Linked DNA regions of Homo sapiens: region 2 is linked to region 1. The links are chromatin contacts, found by Hi-C or POLR2A ChIA-PET in ENCODE. All regions are on one chromosome and are shown on one strand. The core of a region is the stretch at or near the end of the contact, and the rest is flanking DNA. Distances in the headings are between cores, read along the strand shown.

Region 1 (5,688 bases), core at 2,615-5,114:
ATACGAAAATTAGCTGGGTGTGGTGACATGTGCCTGTAGTTCCAGCTACTCAGGAGGCTGAGGTAGGGGGATCACTTGAGCCTGGGAGGTGAAGGCTGCATTGAGCCATGATCTCGCCCCTGCATTCCAGCCTGGGTAAAGAGTGAGACCCTGTCTCAAGAAAAAAACCGAATGTAATTCCAAAAATTCAAAACATGTTCAGGAAGACAAGGGTAGGGTATGTTTGTTGATTGTCGCTCTCACATCCATTCCCTACCTCTCTTTTCCTAACAGATCTGGGATTTCCCAGCCAGGTAGTTTGGGTGAAATAGGTTCTACCCATCCAGGTCCTGGAGCAGACCCTGACTGGCATAATCCAATTAGCATGATCTGCCCCTCCTACTCACATTAATTGGTGCAAAGATGGGCACCTGACTACAATCTTGCCAATTAAAGCCAGTGAGATTTAATTAGGGGATTTCAGTTAAGCTGTTAGAGAAGCAATGCCTTCCCGCTGGATGTAGCCAGCAAGCATGTAGCTCTGGGAGCTTCCAAAAACCTTTTGGGACCAGGAGAGGCGGCCCTGTCTGAGAATAGAGCCAATAAACACCAAAGTGGCAAAGCTAAGAGGTCAAGAGGAGAAACTGGGTCCTGGTTAGTGTTGAAGCCAGGGATACAGCCTCATTTTGTAAAACTTCTCTACACCAATCAATATGTTTGCTTTGCTGAGCCAGTTTGGGTCAGGTTTTTCTGTCATTTGCAACCACAACACCTTATTTTTTAAAATCTACCTTCTTTTACTGATCATTTGAAATTAAAGTTTCATTTTCACAGTGAAATCAAATGAAGAACCACAAAATACTGGCAACACCCACTGCAGAAAGGAAGTGGGTTATTTCCACCACTCGCTGGCTTTTCTTTTTCTCTTTTTTTCTCCCTTTTTTCCACTCTCTCTGTCTCTCAACTTCCAAAGGAAACACTCGGATAAATCCTATTTGGCTGAAGTCAAGTGCACTGAAGACTGCATTAGTTTTGCAGGAAGGTGCTGAGAATCTCACAGTGTCAAGTATATGGTGTCCTGGAGTGTTAGGAATCTAGATTTTCCTTCCTTTTGTAGGTAATTTGCACCATGACTTCTTAGATATCACTATCTGCCTTTATAACCTGACATTTTTATCGAGTGGAGAAAACACAGCCTTAACTCTCCCTTGCAATGTGAATCCGGGGCAGGTGTCAATGCCAACTACAGCTGCCACAAGTATTACTAGTCCACGTGTTCTCTTCCTTCAGGATTTGGAGGCTCTTTTTGTATCCCTCACCACGGGCAAATATTTTAAAATGTCCCTTCATGATGATGATGCTAATGTAACTGTTTTGGTACCTGGTTAAATCCAATTTTGCACATATCTGGTGTGTATTACATGGTAGAGTTATCCCTCTATCCACGCCACCCCTCCCCTGCCTATTGTGGGGTGCTGGGCGGTTGCAGTGGTCCTTGCCTTAATTGTTCAACAATTAAATTTCCCTGTCTGCACAACGGACTGTGTGAGGTTCTTGAGACAGAACTAGCCCCACAAAGAGTGCTCTGACTTTGCTCACCCCTCCCCACATCCTCAGCTGCAGGGCCTCAAGTATAACTCATAAACATAGTGTCATCAATTCCTTGAAATTCTTGTTTTTTCTTCCCAGTAATAGGGACATACAGGACTGTGCTTGGCTGTCTTTCTCAGTTGGGGGACTGCAGGCTATCTCCTATGTCTGATATTTTGCTCTTGGCTTCTCTCCCTTATTGACTAGACTGCTTCAGGGATCTGGGCAAATGGTTCCACAGATCCAAAGTTCCAGCAGCCTGTAAGTGCATGTTGTCAGGGTGACCTCGGGCAGTGTGTGGCCAGGGGAGCCCTCCATGCCAATGGCCTCATGTGGGCCTCAATGAGCAGTACAGTCCCTAAGACCTGCGTTTGAGGGCCCTGCCCATCAAAACACACACACACACACACACACACACACACACACACGCATAAATTTATTTAAAAACATACAAGCACCTCTGTAACTTGGGATCTGGCATTCAGTGCTGCCTCAGTGGGGTGCATAACCCTCAACATCCATTCTCATGATTGATGCCATGCAGGCTCCAGGGAACGCTTCTTCTCATCTTTAGCTCAGTGCCCTAAAAACAAAAGGTTACAGCCTCTCAGTGCCATGAAGGATGGTGACACTGCTGATGTTTGAGACTAACATTATGTTAAATCCAAGAAAACCTAGATTTTCTTTTAAAGGTCAGCTTGTCAAATCCTTCTTCTCAGACAGCATGAATGCAGTGACTCCTGCATTACAACGTACTGTTTCCCAAGGATGTGAATCGTCCATTTTCTTGCTTCTGTCAGTGTTCCAGTTTGTGGTTCCAGATGTACTCAAGAATTAGCATGGCTTTGCAACAGTTACACATGACACTTAAGGAGTGGCAGTAATTCTTATTACTCTAAAATTTCTATTTATAAAAGTTGAAAATCCTGTATGGATTTAGATATTCTTATAAGGGATGGTACAATTTACAAAATAAGTAAAAGCAACTTACATGACAAAATTATTTTGCATTTTTCTGTAATAACTTATTATATTGGTCCCATGATAATGGATGACATAATGTTTAAAATTCAGGAGTTATTTCTAAACCTGAGGATTGCTTTCATTTAAAAAAAATTCTGTTATAAATGTTTCAGCAAAGTTTCTTCAAGTTGAAATTAATAAACTACACTCTAAAAACGACAGCGACTCAAGGAAGGTTGTCCAATTTGGCATTAGAGCATAATCTTGATTGCAACACTACATTAAGGGATTTTGCTAAATTAGAGAAAAATAAATTTGTGGAAAAAACATAAAGATGATTTATGAATTGCTTGTCTCTAGAATATTAGGCATCCAGATATCACCAGCCCATCATCAGAACAGTGAGACTTCTGTGATAATGGTTAAATTCAGTCACTTTTGATGTTTTGCTGACATTTGGTCATATGAACGCCAAAGCTTTGCAAGAATAATTGGCAGTGTGAGAATAGAACACACTTTGGCAGCTGAATTTATAACTTTTAAATATTTGGGCACATGGCATATAGGCCTCCATTTCTCCTCCTGCCCCACTGCGCAAATGTTGGTGGCGGGCTGGAGTGGGTGGTACCGGGATCCGAGGGGCTCTGCCTTGCAGTCCCGCAGCGCGGGGCTCCGGGGAGCTGCGGGGCAGGTGCCAGAGACCCCGCCCCCGCCGCCCACCTCCTCGGGAATTGGCTGCCCTGGTCCTAGGGGGCGGCCCCAGGGTCGGGATGAAGTCTGGGGTCGCGGGCGCGGGCTGCGTGGGGTTTCAGTTACTCGTGGAGTTTCAGTTACTCGTGGACAAAGCGCCGCGCGCTAGCATAGCGGCCCGGGCGGAGTTCCCCTTCCCTTTCCCTTTCCTTCCACATCCGCACGCTCGTTCTCCCTCCGCGCCTTGCCCTCCTCCCGACTCCTGGGTCCGGCCCCTTCGGGGGAGGGTGGGGCGCTCGGGTCTCCGGGTCTCGCGTGCGTGTGTCCGAGCAGTCCTGGGCGGTGGGCGAAGGCGCGGCTTGGGGACCCGGGAGGGGCCGGGGCGCGGGGGCTGCAGGAAGTGGAGGCGGCCGCCGCTCGGGGACCGGCTTGGCGGGGTGAGAGACACCCGGAAACGGATTCCGCTTCGGGGCCCGCGCGAGTTGGGTGCTTCGGAGGGCGCGAGAGGAGCGGGCGGGTGCTGCTGAGTAATCCCCGCGGCGGCGGCCGGACGCCCACCTCCCACGCCGCGCCGCAGCCGGGCCGCGGCTCCTCCCTCCGCGGTCCTTCCCTCCTCTTCCCTCCCGTCTTCTCCCCTCCCCTCCCCTCCCCTCCCGGCTCCGCTTGGCTCCGGGCAGGTAGAGCCGGGCTCCGGGCGCGCGCGGGGCCGCAGCAGCTGCTCCCGATCTCGCCTCGGCCCAGCGCAGGGCCTCGCACGCCCATGGCCGGCTCGGAGCAGCAGCGGCCGCGGCGGCGGGACGACGGAGACTCGGACGCGGCAGCGGCGGCGGCGGCGCCCCTGCAGGACGCGGAGCTGGCCCTGGCCGGCATCAACATGCTGCTCAACAACGGCTTCAGGGAGTCGGACCAGCTTTTCAAACAATACAGGTGACCCACGCGTCCCCGATTCCCCAACCCTGCAGCGCGCACCTCGTGTCCGGCTCACGCGCCTCGACCTGCGGCCCCCGGGAGCCCCCTCCCCCTCCTGTCGGTCACCGATTCCGGTCCTCAGGTCTCCTCCCTGGCAAGATCAGCCAGAGGGAATGCGCCTCTGCCACATCTCCTCGTCCACCCCCTACCCCCGGCTCCGTTGTCCTTTCCCTCCCGGGACCCGCCGCGCGCCCGCCCCGCGCGCCCGCAGTCCCCCTCTCACTTTCTCCCAGCCTCGCCCTCCCACAGACGTGCCCGGTGCCGGTAGGCTCCTCTCTGCAGGGCAGCTGGCTTTGGGACCGGATGAGATTTGAGGCAGCAGCGAGCCTGGGACCCGGGCTTGTCGTGACTCTGGCTCGCGTGCTGCCCCGGCAGCCTTTGTGACACGGAGCCCTCCGGCTGCCTGCTCCTCGCGCCTCGCATGGCTCTGCAACATTGTGCAATTCCAGACGCTTTTATTGTTTGAAAACAGATACGCACAATTGCTTTGCCGTGCAGGAATTTAAAAATTTCAGCTCAACTCTGCCCACTCATCTCTCTGCCTTGTCTTCTGCAAACTCAGTCCTCAAAATGAGTTCCTGATGTCTTTCAAGCAGGCGTTATTTATTAAGAATTTTTCCAACGTAAATAAAGGAAGGAAGAAAATGGAGGGATTTTTAAAAAGTATGAGAATGGTAGGAAAACACGTGTGTTCAGTTAATTTTTTATTTGTCTTTTAAAAAATAAAGCGAAAGAACTGAAACCTGGTAGTTTTCCTGTGGGAGTGGAAGGAACCTTCATTTCTTTGGGGACCTGGAGTGTTTGTTCTCGGGTTGAGGAAGCAAGTTTGTGATTTGCCGTCTGATTGTTGACGAGCCTTAAGGACGTTGATTAGCAGCTTTCCCCAACACGTTTAAGGACCACATGCTTCACGCTATGGAGACCCTGTAGTTTGGTTGGAATGAGAGGACCAATGTACAACTGTGACCGGGAGACAGAGTCTGTAAGAATGAGAATGCCTAAAGTCTCAGACCTCAGAGAATGGTGGTTTCTACCCAGCAGAGCTTCCACCTTCTTAATGGCGAAGCAAGTATCTCACAACTGTGAACTTTTCACTAAAGCCCTTTTACTTTTAAATCGGTGATTTTTTCCCCCCTTTGGTCTGAAAGTAAAAACAACTTCGCTTTACTTAGAACATTTCATTTTTAAAGCATACAGGTCTGGTTTCAAGATGGAGTTTCATCAAAGGCTGTTGATGGGGGATTTAAAAGGTTTACTTGTCACACAATTTCTCTTTTGTAGTTTTTAAGAAGCCCTCAGGAAAAAAGGTGTGAATATTTCCTGTACCGTGCTATGATTCCTTTTTTAGACTACCAGTTTGTGTCGTATGAGAGAAGGATGGAGATAGTTGTAGAGTCAAATTTACCCTTTTTAGTTGATGATTTAGGTACTTGCATGTTTAAGTACTTCTTGCTTTGAAGTCTCCTGTGATATTTATTTTAATGGTCTTTTTTAACC
Region 2 (6,351 bases), core at 1,069-3,568, 160 kb after region 1:
TGTTTACAATTATTTTGATTTTAGACATTGTAATAGGTATAAATATAAATTGTAATAGGTATAAATAGGATAGCTCATTGTGGTTTTAACTCTGCAGTTCTCTAATAACTGATGCTGTTGAACATCTTTTTAAATTTTTATTTATTTTTTTTTAGAGATGAGGTCTTATTCTACTACCTAGGATGGAGTGCAGTGGTGGATCATAGCTCACTGCAGCCTCGAACTCCTCGGCTCAAGTGACCCTCCTGCCTTAGCTTCCCTAGTAGCTATGACTACAGGCATGTGTCCCCATGCCTGGCTAAATTTATTTTACTTTATTTTTTTAGAGACGGATTTTCACTATGTTGCCTAGGCTGGTCTTGAACTCTTGGCCTCAAGCAATCCTCCTGCCTCAGCCTCCTAAGTAACTGGAATTATAGGTGTGAGCCACTGCAATCAGCTGACTTCATGTGCTTATTTGCCATGTGTATGTATATATATATATATATATATATATATACACATATATATATATATATGAAGTATCTATTCATTTTTTATTGTTCTTTTTTGTTGTTGTTGTTCCAGAGACAGGGTTTCACTCTGTTGCCCAGGCTGGAATACAATGGCGCAATCATGGCTCACTGCAGCCTCGAACTCCTGGGCTTGAGAGATCCTCCCACCTGAGCCTCCCAAGCAACTGGGACTATAGGTGCATGTCACCAAACCTGGCTATTTTTAAAATCTTTTACTAGAGACAAGGATCCCACTATGTTGCCCAGGCTGGTCTCTAACTCCTGGGCTCAAGTGATCCTCCCACTTCAGCCTCCCAAAGTGCTGGGATTACAGGCATGAGTCACTGCGCCTGACCTTATCATTTCTTACTGTTGAGTTTTAAGAATTCTTTATATATTGTGGCTACAAGTCCTTTGTTGGCTATATGATTTGCAAATAATTTTTACTATTCTATAGTTTATCTTTTCATTCTCTGAACAGTATCTTTCGATATAAGGTTTTTAATTTAATAACATCTAATTTATCACTTTTTGTCTTTTATGGGTTATAATTTTGGTATCATATCCATAAGAGTTCTTTGCCTAATCCAAAGTTGTAAGAGTTTCTCCTATGTTTTCTTCCAAAACCCTTAGTTTTACATTTTACGTAAATGATCTATTTTGAGCTGATTTTTGTAAAAGGCGTGAGGTCTAGTTTGAGGTTCATTTTTTAACATATAGATGTCCAACTGTCTCCATAGCACAGATGGTTGTCTGTGGAAAGGACTATTCTTCTTAGCTGTATTGCCTTTGCAGCTTTGTCAAAAATCAACTGACCACATTTCTGCGGGTCAATTTCTGGATTCCCTTCCCCGTCGCATTAATCTATACTTTGTCTATAGTTTGGCCACCACCACACTGTCTTGATTACAACAGCTTTAGCATTAAGCCTTAAAATTGGGTAGTGGGAGTCCATCAATTCTGTTCTTCCTTTTCAAAATTATTTTGGCTGTTCTGTCATTTGCCTTTCCATACAAACTTAGAATTCGTAAGTTAGAATCAACTTCTCTGTATCTATTAAAAATCATCTTGGGATTTTGATTTGGACTGTGCTCATACAGACTGCTTATAGATCAGTGAGGGGTGAACTGACATCTTAACTATAATTGAGGCTTCCAAATATATCGAGACAGTGTGTCTCTGCATTACTGAGGTAATTCTTGATTACTTTCAACAGTATCTTGTAGTTTTCAACATACACATCCTTTACATATTTTGACATTTGCATTCTGCCATTGAGCCTATCCCAGTTATTATATTCTATTACTATATTTTTAGTACTAAAATTTCCAAAAATACTTCTATTTTTTTTTTTTGGCTAAAATGTCTTTTTCTATTTTAGTTTGTTGAGATTTTCCTGTTGCTTGGTATGCTGAATGATTTTGGATTGTATTCTGCACACCTGAATATTGTAAGACTCTGTCCTCTTAACCTCTTCTGGAGAATACTGATAAAAATTTTTTTTAGTAGGCAATTAACAGAGTTTCAGGCCAGAAGTCCTGACTCTCCTCCTGTGAGCTTTCATTCCAGTGTCAGTTTAATTTTCAAAGCCTCTGTAGTGCTGCTCAGATCCACCCCTCAATAGCCATCCAGGGACCTGGCTCTCAGGCCACACAGCATTTCAGATCCTGAGGCCCTTGTGTACCCTTCTGGGTCATTTCAATGCATGTGTGTAGGGATGAGCGTAGGAACTCATAATGCAGCTTCAGGGGACCCCTTTCTTGAGCTCCCTCCTCTTTGTGGTTTCCCCAACACTCTTAGACACCAGGGGGCGCTTTCTCTCCCCTCCGGCTGGCAAGCTGGGGTTTGAGCCTCTCTGCTCTGTCTTGTATCTCCCACAACTAGGTCTTCTTCTGGGGCAAAGGGGTAAAAGAAAAGAAAGAAAAACAAGTAACAGGAATTCTCTCACACTCTTTGAACCCCAGGGGTTCCTTTACTCAGTTTCTCTGGCCAAAGAGAAGGACTCTGAGGTACGTGTGTGATTGCCACAGCCACCATCGCAGCAGGAGTGTAGCTACAGACCCTAGTGCTTGCTTTGGGGCAAGGCTGTGAGACAAAATTAAAACAGGATTTCCCCTATTCTCTACTTCCTGCAAGGGTATCTTTCTAGGTCCTTTAATTAGAAAGAAAGAATTACTCTCAGAACTTTTTCGGTCGGCCTCTAATCCCCAGTTCTGCAATTTGCTGCTCTGATTCTGAGCCAGATTTGGGAGAAATATATAAAACCAGTAAACTCACTGCCATATTGGTGTTCAGGTTTTGATTTCTCTCCCCAGTCTGCCTGCTACTATCTACTTTTCAGAGTCTTTGGGTTGTTGCTTTGTCTTCTGTCCGGGGTATCTAGTTGTAATCAGTGTTAAAGAGATAGGGTATCGTATGCTTATTCTCTCCTAACTGGAATTAATTGTGGATTTAAAGCTAATCTTACAAAAGAAGAGAACTCCCAATTTATCTAACGCCTAACATGTGCCACACAATTGTCATTTCATTATTTCTCAGAGTGAATTCATTTTGAAAGATCTGTAAACAAAACATTGGCACAAGGATATAAAAAAGCATGTTTCATAAGAACTGTCATGAAGCAATTAACTCCATCGATCTTAAAATAGATCCAAACACCAGAGTCAAAAATCAAGTTAAACTATTTACACATACCCAGATTAATTAGCAATGGCTACTGCCATGTTTCTCAAATTCTTTTACATAGACGTAGACAGTTTGCACTGTATGAAAGCTGTTTCTTTTTCTCCAGCTTTTGAACAGTAAGGTCAGCTGAGTGTGCATGTCTACACTTACAGGCAGGTCTACATGAAAAGAGTGTAATGGCTTGATCAGAACTCACTCAAGGAGCTCCAAGGTGATGGTTCCTTTGGGTTCTGCTTCTACACTCTTCCCCCAGAATTTCAGTTTGGGATAGATAGAGCCATGAAAGATGAAGTCATTGTTTAATCCTTCAGCATGAAATGCACTGATTGGTGGGTGATGGCTGACCTGTTCGGAGATGAGTCTAAATCCAAGGTCATCTCTTAAGATTTAAAAAAAAAAAAAAAGAAAAAAAAAAGCAACATTATAATTAACTCTATCATTAAACATGTACATAATTGCCCTTTCAAAGTAAACAATTCTTTTGTTGTTGTTGTTGAGACAAAATCTTGCTCTGTCGCTCAGGCTGGAGCAGTGGCGTGATCTTGGCTCACTGCAACCCCTGCCTCCCAGGTTCAAGCACTTCTCCTCCCTCAGCCTCTCGACTAATTGGGATTACAGGCATGCACCACCACACCTGGCTAATTTTTGTATTTTTAGTAGAGACGGGGGTTTCATCATGTTGGCCAGGTTGGTTTCGAACTCCTGACCTCGTGATCAACCCACCTCAGCCTCCCAAAGTGCTGGGATTACAGGCATGAGCCACCATGCCCGGCCAACAATTCTTTATTCTCATTGCAATGAAACAACTTCATATATGAGAAATTATACAAATGCAACCCAAACCACCAAATCCAATGTTGTAATGCTAGCTACTTGAACAAATTAAAACAAAGAACACCCAGATGAATTTGAATGATTTGCATGAAAAAATATTAGTCATGTAAATTTAAAACACATCATTCCTTTTACATTAGAGAAATCTAGTGTGTCCACTTTCAAACATCTAGGGAATAAATGAGATCAAAACTTGTGCAGAGAAGAGGAGGAACGCATAGAAAAACTAAAGCCAAATAAAGTCCCTTAATCATATATAAACAAGACACAGGCTAGCTCAAGCAAACAGAACTGCACTTACAGATGCAGTCATTGGCTTCATGCAAACAATATATACTTATGCTAATATATTTTATTTATATTTTTTAATAAAGAGATATTTTTATAAGAGGGCCTCACTGTTGCCCAGGCTGGAGCGCAGTGGCTAATGATGGGTGCAAGCCCACCACTGACCAGCACAGGAGTTTTGACCTGCGTCCATTTCTGACCTCCCTCTCCTGGGAGGTCACCATATTCATGCCAAACTTAGTGCAGACACCTGGCCAGCATAGTGCACTACAGCCCAGAGCTCCTGGGCTCAAGAGATCCTGCTGCCTCAGCCTCTCAAGTAGCTGGGACTATAGGCCTGTGCCACCACAACCCAGCTAATAAACTTTAAATGATTATTTTTAGGAGATATACCTGAGGTTAAATGACGAGTTAATGGGTGCAGCACACCAACATGGCACATGTATAGATATGTAACTAACCTGCACATTGTGCACATGTACCCTAAAACTTAAAGTAAAAAAAAAAAACAAAACAAAACTCGATCATGTCTCATGATCTACATAAGGAAAAAAGGAGGGTGATTAATCCCATGTGATCAGGAATACAAAAATCTTTGCAATTATTTCTTATAATGGTACCTTTTATATATGTTTCAGTATTTTTGACAGTCTCTAAAATAATAGCTATCCTAGAAACAAACATCAAAATTGTTAACTTGCTCCAGTCCTATATAATTGTTATTCGTGATGACCAATATGTATGTATTTCTCCTCTTCATCTGCAACGCTGTATAAAGCATGCAAGTGAAAGGCCTCACCGCACTAATTCATAAGTCTCTCCCAGCAGTGGGTTGAAAGGTTTTCCAGTCCGTTCCCACTGAGAAGCAACAGCAGATACAGCAAACGCAGCTACACACTGTGGGACAGAGCATGAGAACAAGTCAAAAATAGCCGAGCTCGCTCCGCATTCTTTTAGGAACTGAAATTTTGCTGAAGACAGTAATTTACAGAATTATTTTGAGGAGTTTCATTACTTTGGAGTTTTAATATGGCTCTAGCAGTGGGACATGGAAACTTGGATATTCAGAATGAAAATTACTTTCAGTTGCTTCCTACAGTGTTATTCCCAACCATGGTTTTCATCACACTCTAACAGTGCTACAAATTCTCTCAAGGACTTTTAAAAAACCCTCAAGTCCAAAGTTACTTTTAATTCATTTAAAAATTTTTAAAAGTATGACACTCCAGGATTGGGGAAAGAGATATAAAACTCCACAACTTAATTGGTGTTAAGTCCACTGAGGTTGGAAAATGCTGACTTATATAGATGAAAGGACAGAAAGACTCAGTTTAGAATGCTATTGCTTTGTTGAAGGAGAACAATGTGTCCACTATACTCTACCTCTAACTAGTCCATCCATGTACAACATATACAATCTTCCATCTAAAACATTAAAAAGTGCAATTCCTTGCCGTCTTTTAACATATAGCAATGTATATATATTTATATACACAAGTAAGCACAAACATATTTTTCTATTTTGTGTGTGTGTGTGTGTGTGTGTATGTGTTAACTTCTTCTTGGAAACACCCCGAGAAAGTCTGAAAGAAGAAAGGTTGAATTCTTCCCCTAACACAACGCTACTTTCTCAACTAAAGATTTAGCAAAAGCCAGCCGGGCACGGTGGCTCATGCCTGTAATCCCAGCACTTTGGGAGGCCCAGGCGGGTGGATCACGAGGTCAGGAGATCGAGACCATCCTGGCTAACACAGGTGAAAACCCGTCTCTACTAAAAAAATACAAAAAATTAGCCAGGCATAGTGGCGGGTGCCTGTAGTCCCAGCTACTTGGGAGGCTGAGGCAGGAGAATGGCGGGAACCTGGGAGGCGGAGCTTGCCGTGAGCCGAGATTGCACCACTGCACTCCAGCCTGGGCGACAGAGCGAGACTCTGTCTCACACACACACAAAAAAGGATTTAGCAAAACCCACTAATATCTAGGTTTGCTTAATGGGCCACCTCCTGCTTCTCCTGCAATACTCATCGGTCTCTGCACAATGGTGTCACCC

The links. Hi-C counts contacts between places; a loop is a spot of excess contacts on that map. ChIA-PET counts read pairs that join two places held with the same protein, here RNA polymerase II (POLR2A). Pooled maps may share reads with other maps.
Region 2: a pooled map shows a loop between it and region 1 (2.5-fold over the local background). The contact joins the enhancer-like site here to the promoter of TTC39C in region 1. A Hi-C loop is called at or near these places in 1 of 168 maps with a recorded cell type or tissue (heart right ventricle), 4 of 37 single-sample maps with no recorded cell type and 2 of 50 pooled maps. POLR2A ChIA-PET finds 5 or more read pairs at or near these places in 1 of 52 experiments (activated CD4-positive, alpha-beta T cell).

The regions. Positions count from the first base shown.
Region 1 is chr18:24,010,890-24,016,577 of GRCh38, forward strand. TTC39C (tetratricopeptide repeat domain 39C) reads left to right here and starts at 3,865. Exons shown (of 14, transcript NM_001135993.2): 1 at 3,865-4,149. The coding sequence starts at 3,983. It overlaps TTC39C-AS1 (TTC39C antisense RNA 1), which reads right to left and starts at 4,571. Exons shown (of 6, transcript NR_110796.1): 1 at 4,415-4,571; 2 at 2,028-2,152. RefSeq lists silencers at 3,102-4,021, 4,102-4,281.
Region 2 is chr18:24,174,638-24,180,988 of GRCh38, forward strand. It overlaps OSBPL1A (oxysterol binding protein like 1A), which reads right to left. Exons shown (of 28, transcript NM_080597.4): 20 at 5,101-5,198; 21 at 3,376-3,558. Among named protein-coding and RNA genes, the nearest start is that of CABYR, 39 kb to the left of the region's middle. Within about 2 kb of position 2,319, at least 5 of the 41 ENCODE cell types and tissues checked have a DNase peak (open chromatin) inside an H3K27ac peak, as active enhancers do.